Linked DNA regions of Homo sapiens: all the other regions are linked to region 1. A link is an interaction called in ENCODE POLR2A ChIA-PET data of the cell type or tissue named here. Cell type or tissue: MCF 10A. All regions are shown on one strand. Region 1 overlaps ZNF589 (zinc finger protein 589). Region 2 overlaps PLXNB1 (plexin B1). Region 3 overlaps CCDC51 (coiled-coil domain containing 51). Region 4 holds the start of ATRIP (ATR interacting protein). Region 5 holds the start of MIR4443 (microRNA 4443).

The links. Peaks named below come from ENCODE experiments on the same cell type or tissue, not always from the same donor. Only the 100,000 strongest peaks of a DNase experiment are listed, where the experiment ranks them.
Region 2: POLR2A ChIA-PET joins it to region 1 with 11 read pairs; 3 of 35 experiments call an interaction of 5 or more read pairs at or near these places.
Region 3: POLR2A ChIA-PET joins it to region 1 with 15 read pairs; 16 of 35 experiments call an interaction of 5 or more read pairs at or near these places.
Region 4: POLR2A ChIA-PET joins it to region 1 with 12 read pairs; 18 of 35 experiments call an interaction of 5 or more read pairs at or near these places.
Region 5: POLR2A ChIA-PET joins it to region 1 with 12 read pairs; 13 of 35 experiments call an interaction of 5 or more read pairs at or near these places.

The regions. Positions count from the first base shown.
Region 1 is chr3:48,267,008-48,271,007 of GRCh38, reverse strand. It overlaps ZNF589 (zinc finger protein 589), which reads right to left. Exons shown (of 4, transcript NM_016089.3): 4 at 18-3,093. The coding sequence ends at 2,222. Among named protein-coding and RNA genes, the nearest start is that of ZNF589, 28 kb to the right of the region's middle. In MCF 10A, no CTCF peak of the experiment used is centred here; a DNase peak (open chromatin) is centred at 2,457.
Region 2 is chr3:48,400,591-48,404,590 of GRCh38, reverse strand. PLXNB1 (plexin B1) reads left to right here. Exons shown (of 38, transcript NM_001130082.3): 38 at 1-737. The coding sequence ends at 105. Among named protein-coding and RNA genes, the nearest start is that of PLXNB1, 27 kb to the left of the region's middle. In MCF 10A, CTCF peaks have their summits at 3,348 and 3,549 (motif pointing left); DNase peaks (open chromatin) are centred at 2,170 and 3,520.
Region 3 is chr3:48,434,111-48,438,110 of GRCh38, reverse strand. CCDC51 (coiled-coil domain containing 51) reads left to right here. Exons shown (of 4, transcript NM_001256964.2): 2 at 2,975-3,294. The coding sequence starts at 2,983. Among named protein-coding and RNA genes, the nearest start is that of CCDC51, 4.0 kb to the left of the region's middle. RefSeq lists silencers at 122-171, 1,900-1,999 and an enhancer at 2,486-3,328. In MCF 10A, a CTCF peak has its summit at 1,956 (motif pointing right); a DNase peak (open chromatin) is centred at 1,950.
Region 4 is chr3:48,445,130-48,449,129 of GRCh38, reverse strand. ATRIP (ATR interacting protein) reads right to left here and starts at 2,393. Exons shown (of 13, transcript NM_130384.3): 1 at 2,038-2,393. The coding sequence starts at 2,284. It overlaps ATRIP-TREX1 (ATRIP-TREX1 readthrough), which reads right to left and starts at 2,351. Exons shown (of 15, transcript NR_153405.1): 1 at 2,038-2,351. It also overlaps a transcript of CCDC51 not described here. RefSeq lists a silencer at 2,089-2,448. In MCF 10A, no CTCF peak of the experiment used is centred here; a DNase peak (open chromatin) is centred at 2,409.
Region 5 is chr3:48,193,017-48,197,016 of GRCh38, reverse strand. MIR4443 (microRNA 4443) reads right to left here and starts at 453; the gene lies at 401-453. RefSeq lists an enhancer at 263-792. In MCF 10A, a CTCF peak has its summit at 2,415 (motif pointing left); DNase peaks (open chromatin) are centred at 2,176 and 2,406.

The DNA of each region.
Region 1 (4,000 bases):
ACTCCAGACACACCATGTTTAAGAATTGTAACACTCACCGTGAGGGTCCACGGCTTCATTCTTGAAGTCAGCAAGACCAAGAACCCACCAATTCCAGACACATTAGGGTGGTAGGCCAGGCATGGGGGAGATCCTACATTCCAGGTACCCCTAGCCCTTCCCCTAAGCAGGCTAACCTTGGGGATTCCCTGGAGATCAACCACTTCCAGTGAGAGGGAGTGGACAAAAGCCTCTGGACCAGCCATTCCTTCTCTCTCTCCAAGTCCTTTTTCCTCTCTAGCATCAAAACCAAGCCTAAGTATTTTGAGGTTACATGAACATCTCTCCCCTTCTTTTCTGTGGCAGAGTCCCTTAGCAAATAGAGGCACTGGGGCCTGAGTGGATAGCTCTCCAAGGTACACTCATTGACACAGGGTATCAGGTAGGGCTAGCCCCAGCCCAAGGGAGTAAGGCAAACTGTCAGAACCTGGGCCATATGGGCCCTGGAGTGTGAGGAGAGACAAATGGCTAAAGGCCCTGGCACCATTCCTGGATGTAATTTAGCCACCCGAGCATGGCTAAAACACTGGGTACTGAGATTGGAGGATTTAAGAGGAGCTGTGTTTAAAATACCCTTAAACCTGGTATTGGAAGGCTGATGATGCAGCATTGCTAGATCCCTGTCATTGAAGGCCAAGGTGGCGTGGCTATGTTTAAGTCCTGAGTCTGAAGAACTTTTAGAGTGTGGTTAAAGAATCTTGGATTTGGGACTGGAGGGTTAGGAAGGGGACCTGGTAAAGGTGTCCCTCAGATTGTAGGGCTGGAGACTGAACTCTGAGTAAAATCTAAAGGTGGGGTAGGAGAGGAAACAGCAAAGGCTAGAGATGTAGAAAAAAATAAAGCAGGAGAGTGTCATGGAAGCTAATGGAAGAACACAGTTGCAGAAGGAAGTAGTCAGATGCAAAGACCATTCCTCCAAGGGGACCGTCACTTGACACCTCTGCTCTCAGAAGTTAGATCTCTGTCATCTTCACATCTAAAGGAATGTAAGGGGTCAAAAGACTGTCCCCAAAGCTCTTAGAACAAGAGTGGGGTGGGCGTACAGTGGATAGATTTGACTCCAAGTATCTCTTAAGGGGCCACTTCCAGCCAACACCTTACTCTCACTCCATGAAGGTTTCTCCCGAGTGTGTCCTCTGACACGTGACAAGTAATGATGTCCACGTACAGCTCTGTCCACATTACCTTACAAACAAGGCTTCTCCCTAAGCATTTCCGCTGGTGTGGCTGATGGCTGACTTGTTGCTAAAATCACATCCTCACTCCTTGCACCTCTAAAGCTTTTCCCCGAGTGTATCTTCTGGTGTATGATGAGCTGTGACTTTCTCCTAAAGCTTTGCCCACACTCCACGCATGCATAAGGCTTCTCCCCCGAGTGTATCCTCTGATGTAAGCTGAGAGTGGACTTGTGGCTAAAGTTTCGCCCACACTCGATGCATGCGTAAGGTTTCTCTCCTGTGTGTGTCCTCCAGTGTCTGTTGAGGAGTATCTTCCGGCCAAATCCCCGCCCACATTCCCCACACACATAAGGCTTCTCCCCTGAATGTGTCTGCTCGTGTGCGAGGAGAGTTGATTTATCACAAAAGCCTCGCCCACACTGGCTGCACACATAAGGTTTTTCCTTGGAGTGTGTACTCCGGTGGTAGTGGAGGGTTGACTGAGCTATAAAGCCTCGCCCACACTCTCCGCAGACATAAGGCTTTTCTCCTGTGTGTGTCCTCTGGTGTCTGATGAGCTGTGATTTCGTGATAAAGCCTTGCCCACACTCCGTGCATGCATAAGGCTTCTCCCCAGAGTGTATCCTCTGATGTACACTAAGAGCGGACTTGAGGCTAAAGTTTCGCCCACACTCAAAGCACGTGTAAGGCTTCTCTCCCGTGTGTGTCCTCCAGTGTCCATTGAGGACTATCCTCCGGCTAAATCCCCGCCCACATTCCCCACACACATAAGGCTTCTCCCCTGAGTGTGTTCTCCGATGTGATTTGAGCGACGACTTCTGGCTAAATCCATGCCCACACTCCTCACACACGTGAGGTTTCACCTCTGAATGTGTCCACTGGTGTAGGAGGAGAGTTGATTTAGCACGAAAGCCTCGCCCACACTCTCTGCAAACAAAAGGCTTCTCATCTGAATGTATCCTCTGGTGTGTGTTGAGACATGATCTCCTTACAAAGCCTCGGCCTCAATCTCTGCACACATAAGGCTTATCCCCCGTGTGAATTCTCTGGTGCTTAATGAGCTCTGACTTTTCACGAAAGCCTCGCCCACACACTGTGCACATAAACGATTTCTCCCTTGTGTGTGTCCTCTGATGTCTGATGAGGTATGGCTTGCAGCTAAAGCCTCGCCCACAATGGCTGCACACATAAGGTTTCTCCCCGGAGTGTGTACTCAGGTGGTTGCGGAGGACTGACTCAACTATAAAGCCTCGCCCACACTCTCCGCAGACATAAGGCTTTTCTCCTGTGTGTGTCCTCTGGTGTATGATGAGCTGTGACTTCCTGCTAAAGCCTCGCCCACACTCCCTGCACACCTGTGACTGCCTTTTGTCTGAAGATTTTTCTGCTGTGACTGCCTTCTGTCTGAACAGGTTTGACTTCTGGTTAAAAGCTAGTGCACACTCCCCAAACGTGACTGCTCCAAACCCTGGGGTTTCTGCCCTCTTGGAAATTCTGTCTACTTCCTCAGAGCTTGCATTCTGGGCTGGACTGAGCTGTATCTCTAATATTCTGTTGCCTCCCCAAGAGCTTATTGGTGGTCTCTGGAACAGGCTAGAGAAACCCACTAAAGCCCCCCTTTCATTTGTACTCCAAAACAAGGGTCTGACGCCTCCTTCCACTCGTTGATCTTCTGCTTCAGCCCCCCTGTGATTTTTATCAGAAGGATGTTGTGACTGTGGCTGATCCTCTGGGCAGGGATTTCCTGGGTGGAGTTGATTTCCTGCATGGAAACCTGGAATAGGATGATTGTGTAGCTCATCTTGGCTGAGGAACTGCTGACTGCCAAAGGCCAGAGGGCAAGAAGGGCAGGTATGGACTTCTGGCTTTGATTCTGCTGAAGAAAGAAAGTTTCCAGTCAGAAGAGTCATAGGAAGGGCTGACTGGGCTCTTGTTTTATGATAAGACCTGGCCCATTAATCATTCTCAATGATTAAAGTCTTTCTCCCCAAGATGTGCTGTGCAGGACCTATATTTTCATTCAACCTCTTCAAACTTTTGATTTGGAAATCATTTCAAATATACAGAAAAGTTGCAAGAATATGAATAATACAAAGGGCTGGGCACAGTGGCTCACGCCTGTAATCCCAGCACTTTGGGAGGCGGAGGCGGGCAGATCACGAGGTCAAGAGATTGAGACCATACTGCCCAACATGGTGAAACCCTGTCTCTACTAAAAATACAAAAATTAGCTGGGTGGAGTGACGGGCGCCTGTAGTCCCAGCTACTCGGGAGGCTGAGACAGGAGAATCACTTGAACCCGGGAGGCAGAGGTTGCAGTGAGCCAAGATCATGCCACTGTACTCCAGCCTGGCGACAGAGTGAGACTCCGTCTCAAAAAAAAAAAAAAATTCTTCTATTTATTAGTTAGGCAAGGGTCTTCAGTTAGGCTGATAAAGGGTCTGGCCTCCTGGATTACAAAAAGTTCATGGTTGTTTGTTATCTTCAGCTGGTTAGAAACAGTTGCAATTTAATTTTGATATTTCTTAGGAAAGTGCAGCTAAATGGTAACATTACTGTATTTGCCGACTTGTGGAAAACAGGGAAGAGCAGGTCTTGGATTGGAGGACCAAGAGCCAGCCTTCTTTAAGTCAGTTGTGCCTGTCTTCTCCACTGATGAATCCTCACTTCTGGTAGAACTTGGCATGTAATCTTCCTCTAGTAAATATCTACTTATGAGTGGGGAAACTCAAATGAAGGCTTCCTATGCACATTCTTCAATACTATTCTGTACTGCATTCTAC
Region 2 (4,000 bases), 130 kb before region 1:
ATCATCACTGCCCTGGAGGAGGATGGCACGGCCCAGAAGATGCAGCTGGGCTATCGGCTCCAGCAGATTGCAGCTGCTGTGGAAAACAAGGTCACAGATCTATAGGAACCCAGGAGCCACGGCCTGCTGTTGCTTCAGCCTGGCCTGGGCAGCCCTGGAAGCTCGGAGGAGAGGCCACCTTCTTAGGTGCCTGTAGTGACTGACAAGCAGAGTTAGTGGAAGGTGACTCCCAGTCTCCTGGTGGCTCTGGCCTCGGCCCTGCTGGATCCACCTCCTAGACCCGGGGCCTCAAGGCTCATGGGGTAGTACCCAGCCTGCTCCCCGAGTCCAGCGACCCTGTGACACCGGTCTGCAGGGAGTTGGGGACTAAGGGCTTCCAGAGAGTGGCTGGAAGAGACTCCAGGCCCCTGGGGAGACTGTACTGTTCCTGAACACTGGCCTTGGCCACACTGGGATTCGGAGAGGAAGGAGGAGAGCCCCATGCTTCCTGTCTGCCTCCTCCACCATCCCTGACCTCAGTTGAGCTGCCTCTGGCCTTGTTGCTGCTGCCACATCCTAGGTCTAAGAGTTGAACGCCTCTCCTAGGCCACTACAAACTGACCCCTCAGCAGGGCTGGCTGCCACAGGGCTGCCCTGCCTCATAGGTAGCCATGGTGAGGGCTATCTGCTGCAGGGGGGTCTTGGGGAGAGTGGTGACTCCATTGACCCAGCTTTTCATTAAAGGATAACACACTGCACTGAGTCTGATGTGTGAGCCCGGCCTAGCCCCTGGCTACTAGGAGGACGGCAGCTATGCCCAGCAGGTACCAGGGGGAGGTGGTATCTATACTCTTGGGGAGTCTCATGGTTCCCCATCATATCCCAGACTGCAGGGCTGGCTGAGGCTCTCCTTGACGCCTGGGCAGGGTCTGGTGGGGTCAAAGCTTCCGTGAAGGAAGAACCCCATCTGGGGCAGGGCGGGTGACCGAGATAGAGGGGTCTACAGTCTCTTCAAGGGGGCCTGCTTTATCTGCAGTTTGCGTATTCTCACTTCTCCACTCATGTTCTATTTATCTTGAAAGGGACTAGGAAAGGATGACATAATTACAGGCAACTCTAGGCAGAGGGGGTCTCGAGGGCCATTTTCCATGGTCCTGTTCCTGGACTTAGGGTTTCTGTGTTGCCTTCCAAATCAGGGCATCCTAGGGCCGGCTCCTAAACTGTCTGCCTCCATGAAGGCCGCCTTATATGGTTCTTCCTGATTTGTACCTGGAGGTGAGCTTGGAGACTGTCTTATCTGGTCTCATGTTGCTAGTTGGGTCTGTAGGGCAGGGGGTTGATACTCCTCTTGACTTGAGACCACCCTCGGCCTTAGCAGAAGGCCAGCCCCCCATGGAACAGAAGAGATAGGGTGGCAGCTCTGCCTGGCAGATGAGAGGAAGGCCCTTCAGCCTTGAGGCCTTCAGAGGGATCATCCCTTTGGCCCTCTGCTTATCCTCCATAACCCAGTGACCCTTAGCATTTCCTCTCGTCTGGCACAGAGACCACAACCTCCCCTCGAGGTCTTCATTGAGTGTTTAGAGAGAGACAGACTGATAGAATTCCAGGAGGACTCCTATCCCCTGCCTTTTTTTGGCCCTAAATAAAGCCATCCACTGTAGGGTTGCCCCTACAATCCACAAAGTCCTTGTCCCTAAGGAGCCATGTTGGTCTTGTCTGTGCCGGGGGTAGTCATAGCTGCTATTCTTCGCTGTGGCTCCATTGTCCCTTCTTTCCCATTTCTGCCGGATGTGGGGACCACAGTCAGGTCAGCAGCCAGGTGCCATCATTTGGGAGCATGTGAGCTTGGATGCTCTGGCCAGGTTTTCATAGCCACCCAGAATGGTCCTGACTTTTCCCGTTGGAGACCATGGAATGGGTCTCCATCTTGACCATCTCTGGGAGCAGGGTGGATGGGAAATCCACTTGAGGGTGGACTTCAAGCAGACACAGAGGGAAGCAGCCTTGGTCAGCACCACAGACCTCGACAGAGCCATGCCTCTGTTCCAGAGGCCTCTCTGTTCCAGGTTCAGGCCCCTGCAGGTTTTAGGGGTAGGTGAAGGCTCCCGGGAGAGGGGGGCCATGTGCCTGCAAGCCTGGGCACGTGCCCGCGGGAGGGGTGAGTACTGAACGTGCTTTGAGTCACTCACTGAGTCATGGCTCAGCCGCCACAGAACATTGTTATAATAACAGACATAGAGAAGAAAAACCTGGCACAAGAAGATAGGAAATTCTGTCTTCACTCCAAACCATGACCAAGAATGGAGATTCCAACACCAGCAAGAATTTGTGATCGCTTAACTTGGGTCATGACCACAATTTCAGCATAGAACATTTGTAATTCAGTTTGATCAATCTTTTCCTAATTTTTATTAAGACTGCAACGAAAGTGTGCCCTCATTATTACATTTTTCACAAACCTGTTAGCATACAAAGGGCCTTTGTTTCTCATTACCACCCGGGGCTCCTTAAGGCGTTTTATGGAGTGATGTGCTTTATTAAAAAGCGTTTTCACCAACTTAAAAGTTGGAATAATTGTCCAAATGGTTACATGACCCAGGAGTTCTATATTTTTATTAATTTTCTGATACTGAAATAATCGTGCTAATTAAGATAACAGCTGAATTTATGCTGATGAATGTTGGAATTCTTAGAAGCCACCTGAAACCTTCCAAATGGTCAGGACCTGGATCCCACTGGCCAGTGCCAACAGGTGACTCTGGGTGGTGCTGGGGGATACAGGGAACCTAGCTGTGTTCTGCTTGGCACCAATGGCTGCTGATGCATGTGTTTCCTCCACCAGGTTCCCTAAGGATGCCACATTGAAGAACAAATACACCCCAAACTACCTAGGTCAGCTGACTGGCGATGTTTTATGGATCTCTCTTTAAAAGTGTTCTGTCGGCCAGGCGCAGTGGCTCACCCCTGTAATCCCAACACTTTGGGAGGCCGAGGCAGGCGGATCATCTGAGGTCAGGAGTTTGAGACCAGCCTGCCCAACATGGCAAAACCCCGTCTCTTCTAAAAATACAAAAAATTAGCCAGGTGTGGTGGCGGGCGCCTCTCATCCCAGCTACTCAGGAGGCTGAGACAGGAGAATCGCTTGAACCCGGGAGGCGGAGGTTGCACTGAGTCGAGATCGCGCCACTGCACTCCAGCCTGGGTGACGAGCAAAACTCCATCTCAAAAAAAAAAAAAAAAAAGTGTTCTCTGTCTTAATTAAGGATGATGGTTTATCCAATTCCAAATGTTTACCAAAAATCTAAGATAAGGATATCACCATGATGTTTGAAAGAGAATTTATGCCCTGGTTGTGATGTTGGGGTTTTATTGATAAGAGTTTCAGTTATCTGGATGATATGTGCACGTGTAAGGAAACAGAATGGTTTGCCAGTTGTCCAGGTGGCCATGAAGAGAACCTCTGGAGGTCTAGGAATGTGAAGCTCAGATTTTGGAAACCTGGTCCGGTGTCCTGGGCCACAGGTAAGTGGCTGAAGCTGGTGGTTTGCTGCCATCTTCTGGCCATAGTGTGGAATTTATCAGAAGCAGCTACCAATGAGGGTGTCTGGAGCTCTATAAATTGCAAGCCTGGGCAAGATAGCCAGACCCCATCTTTACGAAAACTGTTTAAAAATTAGCTGGGCATGGTAGCACACATCTGTAGTCTCAGCTATTTAAGAGGTTGAGGTGGGAGGATTGCTGGACTCCAGGAGTTTGAGGCTGCAGTGAAAGATTATGCCACTCCACTCCAGACTGGGTGACAGTGAGACCCTGTCTCTTCAAAAAAAGAGAGAGAGAAATCACAACAGTGGAATTCAGTAGTGCTGGAGCTTAGTGAGTAATCTTACCCTGTCTTTAACGTGAATTCTGGTTTTAGGGTGAGCTATGTCTTAGGACATAGTTGAGATAACAGTGAGTGACTAGTCAAGAAAACAGCCGGGCACAGTGGCTCACACCTGTAATCCCAGCACTTTGGGAGGCC
Region 3 (4,000 bases), 170 kb before region 1:
TGAGTGGGGACTGGAAACCGAGTGAAAAATGGCATGTGAAGGAGGAGCAGGTGAAGGCCAGATCAGAGGGAGCTGGACGGAATCAGAGAAGAGGAACAGAAACAGTGAATTCAGGCAGTCTGTCAAGGAGTTTGGTTATAAAGGAAACCAAAGAAATGGGGCAGTTGCTGGTGGGGGGGTGTCAGATCAATTACTGAGTAATGTCTCAGGAGGAGAGAGGATTTGGGACCTGGGGCACAGGTTGGTTTTCCCTAGAAGCATGGGTTTTTTATCCTGAGGATCAAGAGAGGAGGTGGAAATGGGGCAGTTACTGATGGTTGGGAAGGTATGGTGGGAGTTTGTGGAAGTTCTCTTCCAACTTTTTATTATTTTCTTGATGGAAAATGAAGCAAGCAGACCATCAGCTGGAAGTGAAGATGAGGAACAGATGATAGAGGCTTGAGGAAGGGGCAGTTGGTAGGAGACAGCCATCTACATAGAGCGGGAGAATGGATCTGAAGGGGCAGGATTCCGAACTTGACCCTCAGGGCCCTGCTTCACCTATCCAGCCTCTCCATCCACTCTTCTCTGCTTTTGCTTTCCAGTTGCACTGACTGCCTTTCAGGTTTTGGGCGACCTCAAGCACTTTCCACCTTTTCTCTTTGCCAGGAACATTCTTCTCCTTGCTGGTTGGGGGGCCTGTGAAACATCTAAGTGGTGACATCCTGGGGGCTGAGAAACAGGGCCCAGGGTTGGGGGCTGGTGGGATGGTGGAGAGGCTGAGGGGAGGGACTGGAGTGGAGAAACAACTCCAGTTGCCACATGGGAATTATTGCCACATTCCCTTATGAAGTCTGTTGTCACCCAGCTTATGTTCTAGTGAGAGAATAGGCAACACATAAGGAAATATATCCATCAGGAGAAAAATAAAGCAGAGAAGGTAGCTGGGGAGGGAGTGGTCAAGGAAGCCTTACTGAGAGGTGATATTTGGGCAAAGATGAAGATGTCGGGGTGAGCCGAGTAGACTCGTGGAGGAAGAGTCATCCAGCTGGACAAGGTGGCAGGGCACAGACCAGCACGGTGGCTGGAGCAGAGTATGGCAGTAGAAGGAAGAGGATGAGGGCTGAGAGGTCTCAGGATTTCTTGGCCACCGCCAGGTGAAATGGGAGCTGTTGGGGGATTTTGATCAGAGGGATGTAATCTGATTTTTGTGTTACAGGGCCTTGGGCTGCCATGTGCAGAACATGGGGGTGGGGGACGGCAGGGGAGAAAGCCGAGATTGCATAGGAGACAGTAGCTGTCATCTCTGCCAGGAATGGGTGACTTTGCTGGGGTCTAAAAATGGGCAGCTAGTAGAGGAGGTGCTGGGAAAGGAGGCTGAGAAGGTTGGAGGAAGCCAAGAGGGGCAGTGATGTTGGGAAGAGAGGGTGTTGAAAGTGGTGCCAGCCATGGCGGACACTGCATGCTTTGTCTGATGAAGGATACACCTGCAGGGGTGTTATAGGATCTCAGCCTGTGTGTCATGGGTGCTGGCCTTGAGGCCTGGGAGTCTGACTGGGCTGCTGGGGCCTGGATGGTATGCACCCTCATGGGCATGGAACCCAGCCTTATGAAGGGGGCCCAGGGGTTTGGGTGTGGCACCAGCTTGGGATCACTGTCACAGTGAAGTTCCCTTCTGCGGCTCTCAGCTCAGGCCCACTTTGCCCAGAAGACATGTTTCTACCCAACCAGCTGTGTTTTCAAAGCCGCTGAGCTTCTCCAAAGACAGTTCTTAGCACAGCATGATGGAGAGGAGGCTAGGGTGCTGTGGGGAGCCTCTGTCTCATATCACCTTCCATCAGGAAGCCCCTTTCTATTCTGTATCTGGAGCTCCTTCAGTTCCTTCCTGTCTGCAGCTCCCTCTGCTTTTCTCTCTGTGGCGTGGTCTGTTGGCCACCAGGTGTCGCTCTCACAGCCAGGATCAGTGCTTAGGGACTTTGAGGTGTGGTTTGGCCAGAGGAGGGTGCTGTTGGCTCAGCTTTTTCTGGGAAAATGGGTCACCTGGCCACCTCTTTGGGGTCCTCAGAGTCACTGGCACTCTTGGGCTCAGGTGAGGCCTGATTCTGGATAACAGGAGACTCCCTGCTGTCCAGGTAATGAGAAGCAGGCCCAAACATCAAAGCAAGATGGAAAAGGGAAAGATGAGAGAAACCTAACCTGTTGAGCAATGGCAGGTTGGAGAGGAAAGAGAAAGCTTATGGAAGTCGTGAAGTGTGAGACTGAGAGTTGGTAGCCTGGAAAGTCTGGGGGCGGAGTTGTATGGCGTGAACCTAAGAAAAGTCCTCTGTGGCAAAAACAGTTTTGTTTTGTTTTTTTTTGCCCCTGGAATTATCTTAGAGGAGAGCTGAGAGTTTTCTGTCTTGGGTCACAAATGGCCTGTGTCCTTAGGTCCTTGCACAGAATTGAAACTCTGCTTCCCTTGTGCTGAGGCAGTCCTTGGAGAGTCTGGGGAGTTGGTTTTGAGGCTGTTTTACAGAAATGATCCTGGATCTTAGTCTTCCTGAATTCCCCTGAGTTCCACAACATTGCAGGGAGTATTTATGCGTCTTTGTGGGGCTTTGTCAGCATGTGTACAAGTCTGGTTTAAAAACTGTCTTTGACATCAGAAACCTGGGCACCAGGATTCTCATTCAAGTCACAGCAGAGAGACCTGGAGGATGTAGGGAAGTGGGTAGCAGGGAAGGGTCCGCTTTGTGTGGCATGGTGGCGGGCACTGGAAGGTATGGCATCCTAGAGGCTCGTCCCCAACTGTGTTCCATTGTCCAAGAGCACCCAGAGGAGAGCCTGACCATCCTCTTGCCACAGGGGCCACAGTCTCTGGGCCCAACAGGGTGGTGCTCAGTTTAGATGATTTGAGTGGGGATTAGTCTGTTCAGAACTGTCCCTAGGCCTCAAAACTGACTTATGTCCAGCCTTTCTCAGCTGTGAGCTGACCTGTCTGGCGTCCCCCTCACAGATCTCAGGATGATGGGGCGCAGCCCTGGGTTTGCCATGCAGCACATCGTGGGTGTGCCCCACGTACTGGTTCGGAGGGGCCTCCTTGGAAGGGACCTCTTCATGACCAGGACTCTCTGCAGCCCAGGCCCAAGCCAGCCCGGAGAGAAAAGACCTGAGGAGGTGGCCCTGGGGCTGCACCACCGCCTCCCAGCACTGGGAAGAGCCCTGGGGCACAGCATTCAGCAACGAGCGACCTCCACAGCCAAGACTTGGTGGGACAGATATGAAGAGTTTGTTGGACTCAACGAGGTTCGAGAGGCCCAGGGAAAGGTGACAGAGGTGAGGAGGGGAGCTGGGGTGGCTGGCCCCGCCCTCTGACTTGGGAAATGTGCCAAACCAGTCACGTGGTGCTGGGTAGCCACATCCAGACTTGTGTTTAGCCTCATTTCTCACGTGGAAACCTGGGCTTGATGCTTCTGGGGTGAAGGTCTCCATGTAACTGTGCCACCTACTTTCCCCGAAAACAGTTACTGTGTACCAGTAAGTCCCTGGCCACTAACATCCACTCTGTGAGGCCAGCAAATACTTCCTTTGTGGACCATTTGGGGATTGATGGTGAGAGTTACGTGGGGCTTGCTGCGGTACTGTTACTGTGTGTAATTACAACATCTTTTGTGAAGATAGAGGGCACTAGGAAATGTCACAGTGTGAGGTGGAAAGAGCTGGTGGTGGTTGTCAAGTCCTTTGTGGTGGCAGAAATGCATTCTGTCATCTCTGTTCCCACTCCTGCTTAGGCATGTAGTAGTGTAGCGTGGTGGGAAGAACCTGGGGTTCAGCTGGGACTTTGAGACAAACAGTGCCATCTCTTTCCTTGGAGATTGTGAGCTTGGCTGAGCTGGTGTTTCTGGGTTTATAAACTGGAGGCCACAGCAGTGCCTTTCATGGCATTGTTATAAGGCATAAATAAGGCAACACACGGGAAACAGCCTACCAACACAGGTTTGATGGACACAAATTGTGTGCATTGTTAGCTGTTTTCAAGTTT
Region 4 (4,000 bases), 180 kb before region 1:
AACTCATAAATGATCCTTCTAAAACAACAGATCCTATTATTCTTTCCCTATCCTTCATCCAATTCCAAGAGTCTCATCTAAAGCCTGAGGAGATCTCATTGGCCAGAACTCAATGATCTACTTATTATTCAGTAATAGTTACTGACCACATGCAATATGCCAGGCATGTTAGGCTCTACAGGTACAATAGTGAGCAAAATTGATACTTCCTTACACTCACAGAGCTTAAAAGACATTCAACAAATAATCACACAGATAAATGTAAAATTACAACTGTGATTAAGAACTGCAGAAGAGAACAAATATAGGAAAGCCTATAATATGACAGCAATCTGACTTAAGTGGGATGATTGGAACATTTCCCTAGGGAAGACTTGAAGGAGCTGAGAGCTGAAGGACAAGTAGGAATTAACCAGATGAGTGGAAATGAATGAATGAAAAGTATACTCAATGTACAAAGAAAGAACAATGTATAAAGTTCCTGTATTGTAAAGAAGCAGAGAGAATTCAAAGAATGTTAGTGCAGCCAGGACCCAGAGAGTGAGAAAGGGCCAAACCAGGCTGGGCCTTTCAGGCCATGTTAAGGATTCTGGTCTTCACACTAGAAGAAATAAGAAATTATTAAAGGGCTTTCATTAGGGGTGTTCATGGCTGGGTGCGGATGGCTCATACCTGTAATCTCAGCACTTTGGGAGACCAAGGCGGGTGGATCACCTGAGGTCAGCAGTTTGAGACCAGCCTGGCCAACATGGCGAAACCCCGTCTCTACTAAAAATACAAAAATTAGCCAGGCATGGTGGCGGGCACAAGTAATCCCAGCTACTTGGGAGGCTGAGGCTACTCGGGAGGTTGAGGCAAGAGAATCTCTTGAACCTGGGAGGTAGAGGCTGTGGTGAGCCAAGATGGCATCACTGCACTTCAGCCTGGGTGACAGAGTGAGACTCCGTCAAAAAAAAAAAAAAAAAAAAGGGTGTTCACGTATATCTGTGTAAGACACAGCCAGATTTGAGTTTTGAAAAGATCACTCAGAATGTGATGTGAAGCCTCACTTGTAGGGAGTCAAGACTGGAAATGGGAAACCAATTTAGCAGACCATTGTTCAAGAGAGGACTCATGGTAACACAGATCAGGCAGCTGGTAGAAGCAATGTGAATAGGATAGACTCCAGAGAAGGATTAAGAAGGTAAGCTTGACATGCTTTCCAAATAAATTAGATGTAGAGTCAAGGAAAGGGGAAGAGTCGCTTTGTGCCACTGGATGGAGAGTCGTGCTAGTTACTTCCTTGTGGAACATCTGGTCATCATTCTCTGAATGTCTGCTTTGCCGGCACCATGCTAGAAGTGCTGGAGGAGGACTGGGTTTCCAGGAAATGATCGTGTTGAGTTTAAGGTGCCTTGAGACACCCAAGTACAGATGCAAGGTGCACTCAAAACATTTCTCTTTCTGGGAGTCCTCAAGACTTCACTCACTCCTCAACTAGAATGTAAGCTCCATGAAGGACAGTTTTTGTATTTTGTTCATTGTAAGGTCAGCTGCAGTTCCTCACGTTTGGGCACCTAGCACAGTTTACTGGTTGTATAAAAGAATAAATTTATTTCATCTCTTGCCTGTGTCTGGCTCCTCCCATGCTCACACTGCCCAAGGGAGACAGTGGGCTTCATAAGATCTAAAGCCGCTCAAACTTGTCACAAGAATGGGTCCCCATGCATGGGTAGTGATGGTTCTGATGGTGGTGGTAGGTGTGTTCCAAGGATCTCTGCTTAGAACCAAGAACCAAGTGGCCTAAACTTTAGAAAATAACGTAAAATGTCAACTTAGCCTTCTGTGTTTCAAATCGGCTGTTTGACCTGGCTAATGCATTTCCCCCTAAAATCAAAGGACCTTCTGGAAGACAACCGCTGCTTAAATCAGGGTGTTCCCATATTTTAAAAAGGCGAAAAGGCAGTGCTGGCCGCGAGGTTCCGAAGCCACAGCCATCAAGGGGATCTGGCGCGGTTGACAACTCCCTCCGAGCAAAAGGCCGCGAGGAGCACTCACTGGACACGTCCCGAGCCGCGGCCGGACATTGGCTCAGGGCCTGTGACGCGAGGGTGTCAAGCTCCTCCAGGTCGTCGGCAGTGAAGTCCCCATGCGCGCCGAACGGGTCGTCAGGGTCCGGGGCAGCGGCTGCGGAGAAGCCCCGGGCCCGCTTGCTCGGGGGGTGCCCGGTGCCCGGCGGCGGGCCGGGGCGAGGCGCCGGGGGCTCGCTCCGCCTCTTGCTGCCTGGCGCGGAGGTCCCCGCCATGCTTTCCGCTCACCCCAAGTATCCGACAGCGCCGAGCTAGACTTGCCTGCCGCCAGGCCGGAGAACTGGACCAACCGTCCGCGCGCCGCCGCTTGCCTCCGCCGCGAGTGCCCCGCCCCTGGCCCAGGGGCCAATCAGCTGGCAGGCGGAGGGCGCGGAGGAATGACGAACGTCCGAGCGCGCCGCCACACCCGGCCCCGCCCGGTGTTTAGAGGTCCACGGGCGGGATTCGGCAGGTTTGCTGCAAGGACTCAGTGCGGCGCGACCCGTTACCGGAGAGGCGGGCCGGAGGCGCACCAGCTCCGCCGCGCTGGTGGCTTTGCGCTCCCTCCCTGGCATTCCGTGGAGGAGGGCCGCGCAGGAGCAGCCTGCCCTAGCATTCACGCGTGTTGCGTTTGAGTCGAGCCAGGCATCATTCAGGGATGTGGTCTCCGTGACCTCGCTTTCCTTCTGCCGCCAGACCCACCTCCCACAAACCCCTAGGCTTTCTTGAGGAGAGTGGAATTTGTTGGGTGAGGAGTATGAATAGAGCTGTCGTGTGCAGACATCTTCGGGTTTAGTGAATGTTTCACATGTGTACATTTGAGGTAGGCCCAGGGAGGAGGAAAGTCCAAGGAGGAATGATGTTTGGAGCTGTTCTTGTGTGGGAGGGGGTGGGAGCTGCTCAGGCTGTTAACATCCATTCCTCTGAGTGCTGGACTGTTTTTTTTTCCTAAGCTCTGGTTGTATAGAATAGGGCTCAGGAGGTCAAGGAAGTCCCCCTGTAAATGGCACCTGCGCTGTCCTACAAGTTGAGTCAAGTTAGCAGGATAGAGGGGTAGGAGGCTGGCACATAAGACTAACACGAGAATTCTACATTGAAAGGGAGGCCACACAAAGGCCAGGTAAGAGTTACCGGTGGCGAACAGAGGTAAAGCTTCACAAAGGAGCAGCAATTTGAGGTGGGCTTGCGTGCCTGACAGATTTTATTGGGCAGCTGTGGTGTGCAGAAGTTAGCCGCAATAGAGAATTTGGCAATGGAGAGTAACAGGAGCAAGACTCTTTCAGCCTTACCTGCTCAGTGCCAAACTTCACCTGTGAGTGTCCTAGGAATATTTGTGAAAGCATTAAATGAAAAGAGTAAATGAAAAAGAGAGTGCTATCAGGGCCTATAATGTCTAAGGAGTTTAAAATTTTTTGGAGCAACTGGTAGTCTCCGTCAGATAGCTTCCCAAGTGTTGCATGCTTAATTGCTGCAGGACTCTGGTCCTGGAAAGAGACAGGACTGTTCATTTGTTAAAGAGGGATAGGTTCCACCAAGTAACTTGCTTTCAGGAACAGTGTGAATCACTGGTGCTCAGGTTTGTTTTAGCAGCATACGGCTGGGTGCCAGCTAGCAAGGCCCCACAGGGAATGCCTGAAGCCTACTGAAGGGTGCTACTGGCTGTGCAACTTTCTGGAGAGGACCAACACAGGCTTCCCCCTGCCCCCTCTCCCGCGTTAATATCTAGTACATTAATCATGAAAGTTTTCAATATTCTAAAACCTAGTTTTGATTTAGCAGTCTCATAATGGTTCCAGAGCGCTCTTCGACAATATTCTCAGAGAAAGCTGAGCATTATTAACATAATTGTATTAAGGGCCTGGGAGGGAAATCCAAATACTTGTGCTTCTGAATTAATTTTTTTTTTTTAAATACAGGGTCTTGTTCTGTCTCCCAGGCTGGAGTGCAGTGGT
Region 5 (4,000 bases), 74 kb after region 1:
ACAAGGGGCAAGATCCTTCCCATCTATGCATTCCTGTTTCCTCCTCTGTGAAATGAACACGGGGGCTGCATTGGATGAAATGGAAACTTCTTACAGTGTGTTCTATGGAACAGTGGTCTGCAAAATTCTCTGTGAAAAGGGTTCCTCATGCAAGGAAGTATGTGAAACCTCCCTCCTGCTGTTTCTTGAAGACTCACAATACACCACTTGCTAAAGGCACTGAGTAATGCCACAGAAAAGGAACCTGTTTCACTCTGATTAACCCTGATTTCTTCAAATCTGTTCCCATTTTCACAGAACATACAAACATCCCAGGAGGCCTGGGGCATGCCTTGGAGTCTGGATCTTAGGCTGGAAGGATTGGAATGGGCCTAGCCCCAACTCCTTCTGGGGCAAGCATTGCTCAGGGCTAGAAAGGGATAGGTTCTAAAACCCACGCCTCCAACCCCCACCATGCCATCCCTTTATCCTTCCCCATACTGCACTTTGCTTAATATCAACCAGCCATCAGCAGGATGGTGCAAGAGGCTCTAACTCAACCAGGACAGGAAGGAATCCAGGAACAATTCACCTACCAGAGGCCCAAGGATTGAGAAAGGCCGGGACTGAGCAAAGACAGCACAGGTCCAGCTTGCGCAGGTCTCCAGCCCCCTCCCAGCCCCCAGCACAGGGTGTTTCCTCTCCTCTGAGTCTGTTCTGTGCAGGGGCACAGCACCCAGGTATAAGCTGTAAGGAGGGCTCAGATGCTGCCTAGGAACTCTGCCTTCCAGAAGGAGGGCCCCAGGAAACCTCACAAGAAAACTTAGCCCTTTGAAATGAAATCCTCACCCGATTCCAGAACCTATTATGGCTCCCTACCACCCCAGTGGCCTCCGTTCACTGCCCACTGGCTCTGACCTAACTCATCATCTCCATCTACCGGGGAATCACCTTCCACAGAACGTTAAGGTTGGACACCACTCAAAGCAGTGTTCAGGGCCGAGCACGGTGGCTCACGCCTATAATCCCAGCACTTTGGGAGGCCGAGGTGGGCGGATCACGAGGTCAGGAGATCGAGACCATCCTGGCTAACACGGCGAAACCCTGGCTCTACTAAAATTACAAAAAATTAGCCGGGTGTGGTGGCGGGCGCCTGTAGTCCCAGCTACTCGGGAGACTGAGGCAGGAGAATGGCGTGAACCCGGGAGGCGGAGCTTACGGTGAGCCGAGATCGCGCCACTGCACTCCAGCCTGGGCGACAGAGCGAGACTCCGTCTCAAAAAAAAAAAAAAAAAAGCAGTGTTCATGTGTGTAGCGTCATACACTCAGTAGTGTGTGTCAGTAAAGAGGAATGAACTAACCATAGATGCAGAAACACAATTAGCACAGGGGTGGGGTGAGGGGGACAGTGAGGATTAGCAACACCTCGAATTTCTTTCTTTTTTTTTTTTAAATATTGAGACGGAGTCTCGCTGTTACGAAGGCTGGTCCGGAACTCCTAGGCTCAAGTGATCCTCCTGCTTCAGCCTCCTAAAGTGCTGGGATTAGAGGCATAAGCCACCACACCTGGCCAACCCCAGGAATTTCTCCGGTACATTTTATTTCAACCACTATCTCTACTACTTACTCTGTTTTCTCTTGCTGATGCCTCTGTGTGGGAGACCTGCCAGGGGCCATTACTCCCATTTTCTTTTCTTTTCTTTTTTTTCTGAGATGGAGTCTCACTCTGTCGCCCAGGCTGGAGTGCAGTGGCGCGATCTCCGCTCACTGCAAGCTCCGCCTCCCGGGTTCACGCCATTCTCCTGCTTCAGCCTCCCGAGTAGCTGGGACTACAGGCACCTGCCACCACGCCCAGCTCATTTTTTTGTATTTTTAGTAGAGACGGGGTTTCACCGTGTTAGCCAGGACGGTCTCGATCTCCTGACCTCGTGATCCGCCTGTCTCGGCCTCCCTAAGTGCTGGGATTACAGGCGTGAGCCACCGCGCCCGGCCATTACTCCCATTTTCTAGAGGGGTACAACTGAGACCAAGAGTCGTCAAGAGGCTGCCACAGGCCAGGCTGGCTCACACCTGTAATCCCAGCACTTTGGGAAGGACAGGGGGGTGGATCACTTAAGCTCAGGAGGTTGAGGCTTCAGTGAGCCAAGAGATTGCACCACTGCACTCCAGCCTCAGGTGACAGAGTGAGATCCTGTCTCAAAAAAAAAAAAAAAAAGAGTCTGCAACATAAGATAAAGGGCCAGCTGAGACCAACAACACAGGTGTAAGGCTCCTGGCCCTGAGCATGTCCCACCTTGCAGAAGGCTCTGGAAACATCCCAGAAAGAGGGGTGTATTTGGTTTCTCACACGTGTGCTAAGCTTTATTCTTTTCTACCAGCAACTCTCAATTCGTTCCCAAATAATGGTCTCCTGGGAATATAGTGCCCTCCGGTGGCCTTCCTGGGTGCTACATCAATGCCCTCCGATGGGAAGAGTGGGATGAAAAGTCCTTCCTCAACCTTCTGGGAAGAGAAAAGAACCCTAGGAACCCACCTCACCACCCCAAGCCATAATCCAGTCTATCTTCCATGGGGAAAAGGAGGGGAGGAATGATGGCTTCTCAGAGACTCTTTCTAAATCCACTGCCTTCAGGATAACATTCAAAGTCTTATTCTTTATTCACTCCACAAACATTTCTCCTTGTCGCCATGAGCCAGGCTTTATGCTGCTGCTGGGAACAAGGGACCATAGTGCCCCGAAGGAGCTCCCAGCTCCTGCAGGAAGTCCAGGGCCGGCCTCTCCTGCTATGCCTGGATGCCTGCTTCCCACCTTCAGAGGCCAATAGCTTCCCTCCATCATGACCTCTCCACGGCATCATTTTTTTTTACTTTTTTAGGAGCAACTGGAGAGAGGAGGAAAATCTGAGAGTGGTGCTCTGAAAACCTAGCAAAGCGAATGTTTCTAGGAGTGGCCAAGCATGCAGTGAGGATGATGGGTGGCTGCTGGGTGGAGTAAAGCTAGGACTGCAAATTGGTCACTGTATTCAGCAAAATGAAGGTTCCCGGAGAATTTGACAAAAGCCGTTTCCACCCTGGCACAGTGGCTCATGCCTGTAATCCCAGCACCTTGGGAGGCCAAGGCGGGCAGATCACTTGAGGTCAGGAGTTCGAGACCAGCCAGTGAAACCCCATCTCTACTAAAAATACAAAATTAGCCAGGCGTGGTGGCGGACACCTGTAATCCCAGCTACTCGGGAGGCTGAGGCAGGAGAATCACTTGAACCTGGGAGGTGGGAGGCGGAGGTTGCAGTGAATTAAGATTGCCACACTCCAGCCCGGGCGACAGAGTGAGACTCCATCTCAAAAAAAAAAAAAAGCCACTTCCATGGAGTGGGGAAAATCAATGTCTGATGACAGTGGGTCCAAGAGAAAATGTGAGGAGAGAAATTAGAGACAACTTTTTTGAGGAGTTTTACTGTGTTTTGTTTTTTGGGTTTTTTTTTTTTTTGAGAGGGAGTCTTGCTCTGTCTTTCAGGCTGGAGTGCAGTGTCCTGATCTCTGCTCACTGCAATCTCTGCCTCCCGGCTCAAGCAATTCTCCTGCCTCAGCCTCCTGAGTAGCTGGGATTACAGGCGCCCACCACCATGCCTGGCTAATTTTTGTATTTTTAGTAGAGATGGGGCTTTCTTTTCTTTTTTTTTTTTTTTTTTGAGAGGGAGTCTCGCACTGTCACCCAGGCTGGAGTGCAGTAGTGCCATCTCCACTCACTTCAACCACCGCTTCCCAGGTTCAAGCAATTCTCTTGCCTCAGCCTCCCAAGTAGCTGGGATTACAGGTGCCCACCACCACGCACCACTAATTTTTTGTATTTTTAGTAGAGATGGGGTTTCACTATGTTAGCCAGGCTGGTCTTGAACTCCTGACCTCATGATCCACCCATCTCGGTTTCCCAAAGTGCTGGGATTACAGGCGTGAGCCACCATGCCCGGCCAAGATGGTGTTTCACCGTGTTGGCCAGGCTGGTTTTGAACTCCTGACCTCG